Linked DNA regions of Homo sapiens: region 2 is linked to region 1. Evidence: chromatin loops called from intact Hi-C (ENCODE). Cell type or tissue: sigmoid colon. All regions are shown on one strand.

Region 1 (2,500 bases):
TCCTGCCCAGGCACAGGCGCAGGGCCTGGTCGGCCTCGAGTCTGAGCTCTCTGTGGCCGGGGAAAGCAGCCGGGGGACGCCGGGGGTTTCAGGGCCACCCGCACTCCCTGCCCCGCGCCTCTGCCCCGCACGTCCGCATGTCTCGGGCTGCAACTTGGGGAAGTTTTTTCCTTTTCTTTTTCCCTTTTTTTTTTTTAAGTTGAGTTTGTTATCACTGCTCGGTGCCACTTGGTGGTGTGCTGGCGGCGTCTCCCTCCCTCCTCGCGCCCCTCCCCTCTCCCTCTCCTTCCCTCCCACCCGCCGCTCTTCCCTCCCCAGTGGATGGAGGGAGGAAGGCTCCCGGCGCGCGCTCCCCTCTGACCACCTACGGAATGACCTCAGAGTGGGAGAATGTGCCAAGGCCCGGGGGAAGCTCGCGTTCTCCCCACTGGAAACAAATCCACATCTGGAGCCGCGGCTTGGGCCCAGGGGCGCGCGGGATAGTTCCAGCTTTGCAAAGAGGGGTTAGGAAAGAAAGAACGAGAAAAAGAAAGCAAAGTGGCAGCCTGCTGGCTGTTTGCTGCCGACTCCCCACAGCTCCTCGCTCTCGCTGGCTCCCTCGCCCCCACACTGCCCTCGCCGGTGCGAGCCTCGCAGCCACCCCGCAGGACGGCTCGCGCCCCCCACCCCAGCCTTCGCGCCTCCCGCGGCGACAGGAGGGGCTGCCGCCAAGAGGCCCCCAAGCCAGACTCTGAGAGGCGGACGCAAGCCTGTCCCCGGGGACTGCTCCGCTCTGGATCCCGGTGTCACGCGAGGCGAAGTTCTCGGGGACACTCTCCAGAATGCGGGGGTCCGCGGAGGTCCGCGTTGGGGGTGGGGAAAAAGGAGGCTCTGGGGGCGTGAGTCGCGGGGAGGAAAGGCACCTTCACCCCCAGGGCTGCTTCATCGGCCTCCCACGGGAAGAGTCTGGAGCTGCCGAGGAGGGGGAACAGTGCGTTTCCTCCCTCCCCATTTTCCCCTGCAAGTCCAAGGAAATCGCGGTTGGCTGCACGGTTTTGCTTCAATCCACGAAGCCAGTTGCCAGAGCTCCCCCTAGCGCCGCTTCGGGCGCGCTGCAGTGGCTGGGGCTGAGAGTGGGCGAGGCTCGGCGGAGGCGGCGGGGCTGTCGGGGGCCGCTTCGCGTCCACCCGGGGAGCTGCGTGGAGTCTGCATCTCGCCCTTGCCTGAGCTGGGTCCCGGGGCCGCGTGCGTCCCCACTCCAGGCCCACGTCGAGGAGGGGCACGTGGTCGGCCCCCTTTGTTGGGAGCTGGGCACTGGAAGGGACCGGCCAAAGGGCTTGGGAATTCCCCACCCGCCCCAGGGATCCCTGTGGTAAAGGAGAGTGGATGGTGGGGTGCGAAATAAGATCTCTGAACTCAGCAGGACCCCAGACGAGGGCTCCCCTCCCCTCTGCCGGGTGATCTGAGCCTAAGCCGCACACTGGAATCTAGCAATGCCAAGGGATGGGATGGGGCGCTCTGGGAGCACCCTAAAGAGAGGTGCCCTTCCCCTTCCCTTATCTTCTCGGGGCCCAAGGACCTGGGCAGCCCCACAAAGGGTTAGTGCCCTGAGTATAATTCCCCTTGACCCAAAACGCAACCCACTGGCAATCTACCCGTCTCACCAAGACATTCCACACAAAACTGTAACAGGCTGCACAGCCTTGATTCTACACTACACCCCACACTGAGGGCCACACCCAGCCACACACTGTCTCCAACACTTGCTCCTAAGCTGCATCTTCACCCCACTCACAATCCCTGGGGCCACTGGCGCAGCAGGAAACATACCAGCCTAGAACATCCAGAGAGACCGATGTTCCCGTGCATAGCACAAGTGAGAGGCTGGGTCCGGGAGGCGGGTGGATGGGGTTGCCTGGCCATGGGGGTCGTCTGAAAGGGGGATGGGGTCAGGCGGGCAGGCAAACCAGGAGTCCATTTCAGCTCCACAGACAAGCCTCTCTCCCTCCAGTAAAAAGACCAGTGGAGCCCCCAGACAGGACTTAGGGGTGCTGCTTAGGGAGGTAGGGGAATTAGAAGAGACTGGGTGCCCGGGGGATGACAAGGGGGAGCTTCCAGAGAGCAGCAGCTCTAGAAGCAAGAGCTCCAGCAAGTCCGTGGTCCTCCTAGGTTAAGCAGCTCCCCCCAACACACTCCCCCAGGCTCCTAGGACACCACGGGTCTGGCTGCCCTTGATACGTGGTGTAGGGCTGAGCCAGGCTCCAAGCTGCGCTCCCAGCAACATGGAGCTGCTGGGATGACAGCCCAGAGCCTCAGAGCTGCAGGCTGCCCTCCAGAGAAGCCAGGGGTGGGGATGCCTCAGGCTCCCAGGAAAGTCACTGTGCAGGGCACTGAGATCTGGGTGCTGGGTGCTGTGTGTGTGTGTGTGTGTGCAGCAAGAAATACAGTGTGTGTGACTGTGTGTCCCTCTGGCACAGGGGATGCACACCAGGAGCTCTCCCTCCAATCAGTGGACAGTATT
Region 2 (2,500 bases), 400 kb before region 1:
TGGTTGGATAGATGGGGCCTCAGGCGGGTGAGACCCAGCTATGTGCTGTTTCGAATCCCAGCCCACGGCGTCCTGCCAGTCCCCCTGCTAACCTCATTTGGTTGCTAGCAGTAGCCTTCATTTTCTGCTGAGTCACTACTCTCAACCCAGACGTGGGGTTGGGCGTGCCAGGAATTTGGAGGGAAGAAAGATTGACAGAACCTCAGCACCTCAACACCAGCTCCATTTTTAAGATGAAGAAACCGAGGCGGGGGAGGAGGTCTGCTCAGTCCTGGAACACCCCACTTCCCCAGCAGCCTTAGGCCGCCACCCCTGCCCGGCTTACCCACCTCCATCGGGGAGCCTCTGTCATTCTGGTAGCTGGGGGGTGGGGGACTGGGGAACAGAACACATTCCCCAGGGCCCTTTGAGTCATGCTGAGTCCTGTAGAAGTCCCAGCACCACCCATGGTGCTCCCAGGAAGCTTTAGCTGGCCTCTGGGAAGCAAATTGGGGCTCCTGACCCCTCTAAACAGAGAATGGCACCCCCGCTCCATGAGTCTCTTTCCTCCTTTCCTCTCTGGCCCCTCTTGCCCTTCTCTGTGCCTGGTGGCAGGATTTAGGAGCCCATCTCTGTCCCCCATAAGTACTGTGGCTGGGCGAGCCCCTGCCCTTCCCTGGGCCTCACTGGCCCAGCTGGGACCAGGCCAGCAAACCCAAGTCTCTCTTGACCTGACCCCCCAGGACACTGTGTCCATTGGAGCTCTGACTGTACCCCCTTTGCCCTGGTGCCCTCCAGTCCCCACCCCTCTCTCTCTCTCTGGCCCTCTTATGGACTCTTCCAGAGGGAGACTGTCCCACCCCACCTCCTGGCTTCTCCTTCCTCTTGGTCTCTCTCCTCCTGGCCATCCTCATTGGAAAATGCCAAGTCTGCAGGTTTCCCATGACCTTGAACAACCGGCAGTTTGGGAGTGAGCAGCTCTGAGCTTTGCAAGGAGGGCCTAGGGTGAGGCCCACCATGGGTCCTGGGGGCTGCATTGCCTTTGCACCCCACACCCTGTCCTGCTGACCTTGCTTCATTTTTCTCCATGGCAAGTGGCATCTTCTCACTGCTTACTTGGGTATTGTACGTCCATGGCCTCAGTAGAATGTTCCTTCCACAACGGTAGGGGTTTTGTCAGCTGTGGTCACTGCTTGGTCCTCACCCGGAAGGCCTATAACAGTGCCTGGCCCACAGGGGGCCTCCATGAGTGCTGAGGAAGGAGGATTTCCTCCAAGCCACCTGTGGGGAGCACTTCCTTGTGGGCATCACTGCCTCTGATGCACCATCTGCCTGCCCAGGATATGCCAGGCCCCTTTCAGAAGATGGGGAAACTGAGGCTCAGAGAGGAAGAGACGAAGGGAAGGAACGGATGCAACCTCACACAGTGGTCCCTGGTGGGAGTCCAGAGGAACGGATGCAACCTCACACAGTGGTCCCTGGTGGGAGTCCAGAGTCGAACCCACGCATTCAGGCCGTGGCGCTTGACTTAGCCCTTCCTCCCACCAGCCAGCCAGTCCGCCAACAGCTGAGAGGGGCTGGGACAGCCCCGCCCGCACCCCACGTCCCTGACGCCTTCGGCCACGCCCCTGTGGTAGAGTGAAGAAACTGAGGCACCCCGCCTCCTCGGATTCCTTGCAAGCCTCCTTCCCACACCCGCGCCCGCGCCCCCGCCCCCTCCTCGGGCCCTGCCCTCCCTCCCTGGCCTGGCCCCGGCCCCGGCCCCGGCCCCGGCCCCGCGTAGCCCCCGGCCCTTGGCAGAGCTCAGCCCGCGCCCACCCGGAGCCGGGGAGGGAGAGAAAAATGAGTTTTCCTGCCGCCCGGTGGCGGTGTCAATTGATCGCGCGCGGGCGGGGCTGCGCGCCGGGCTGGGGGCCTTGCTCGCAGCTGCCGGCGCGCAATTATCGGGAAAAAACTGGGGCGGCTGCCGCGGTGAAATTAGTTATCGATCCCTCGGTGGGGCCGCGGGGCCGCGCTTGGCGCTGAGGGCTGCAGACCCGGCCAAGCCCGCTGGGCGGGGCGGGGGCCTGGGGGGCGGCGGGGGCGGGCCCTCCCCCTGCTCCGGCCTCTCCCTCCTCCCCCTCCTCCTCCCTCCTCCTCCCGCCCGCGCTCCCCTCTCCCATTCATCCTGCCGCCGTATCGACCCGCGGCCGACCCCGCGCGGCCAGGCGCCCCCGCCCGCTGCCCTCTCCTTTCCCAGCCCGGCCTCCCCCGCGGGGGCTGTCACCGAGCGCCTGGCACGGCCGGGCCATGCCCCGGGGAAGGAGGGACCAGGGCCGGGGGCGGGAGCCAGCCCTTGTGCTCGCAGCCCTGGGTTCGGAGCCCAGCTGCCCGGGAAGGTTTCCAGATCTCCCTGAGCCTCAGTTTCCCCATCTGTAAACTGGGTGGTGGTGGCTTCGTCCCCCGCTTTGAGAGGACAGCAGGAGAGGCGTCCTGAGAAGTGAGTTCGCCTGGAAGCTGCCGGGCTGTAGTTTGCGTTGAT

The links. A loop is a pair of places that touch in the nucleus more often than their neighbours do. Peaks named below come from ENCODE experiments on the same cell type or tissue, not always from the same donor. Only the 100,000 strongest peaks of a DNase experiment are listed, where the experiment ranks them.
Region 2: a loop joins it to region 1, with 12 times the contacts of the local background. A loop is called at or near these places in 7 of 110 quality-filtered maps.

What each region holds. Positions count from the first base shown.
Region 1 is chr9:129,172,760-129,175,259 of GRCh38, reverse strand. No RefSeq gene overlaps it. Among named protein-coding and RNA genes, the nearest start is that of IER5L, 4.3 kb to the left of the region's middle. RefSeq lists an enhancer at 1-155 and a silencer at 539-588. In sigmoid colon, CTCF peaks have their summits at 888 and 1,089 (motif pointing left); DNase peaks (open chromatin) are centred at 349, 1,039, 1,376 and 2,241; H3K4me3 peaks cover 1,482 bases; H3K27ac peaks cover 1,316 bases.
Region 2 is chr9:129,568,468-129,570,967 of GRCh38, reverse strand. No RefSeq gene overlaps it. Among named protein-coding and RNA genes, the nearest start is that of C9orf50, 51 kb to the left of the region's middle. RefSeq lists enhancers at 1-278, 1-290, 291-1,154. In sigmoid colon, a CTCF peak has its summit at 1,206; DNase peaks (open chromatin) are centred at 157, 1,209, 1,587, 2,388 and 1 weaker place; H3K4me3 peaks cover 1,131 bases; H3K27ac peaks cover 1,168 bases.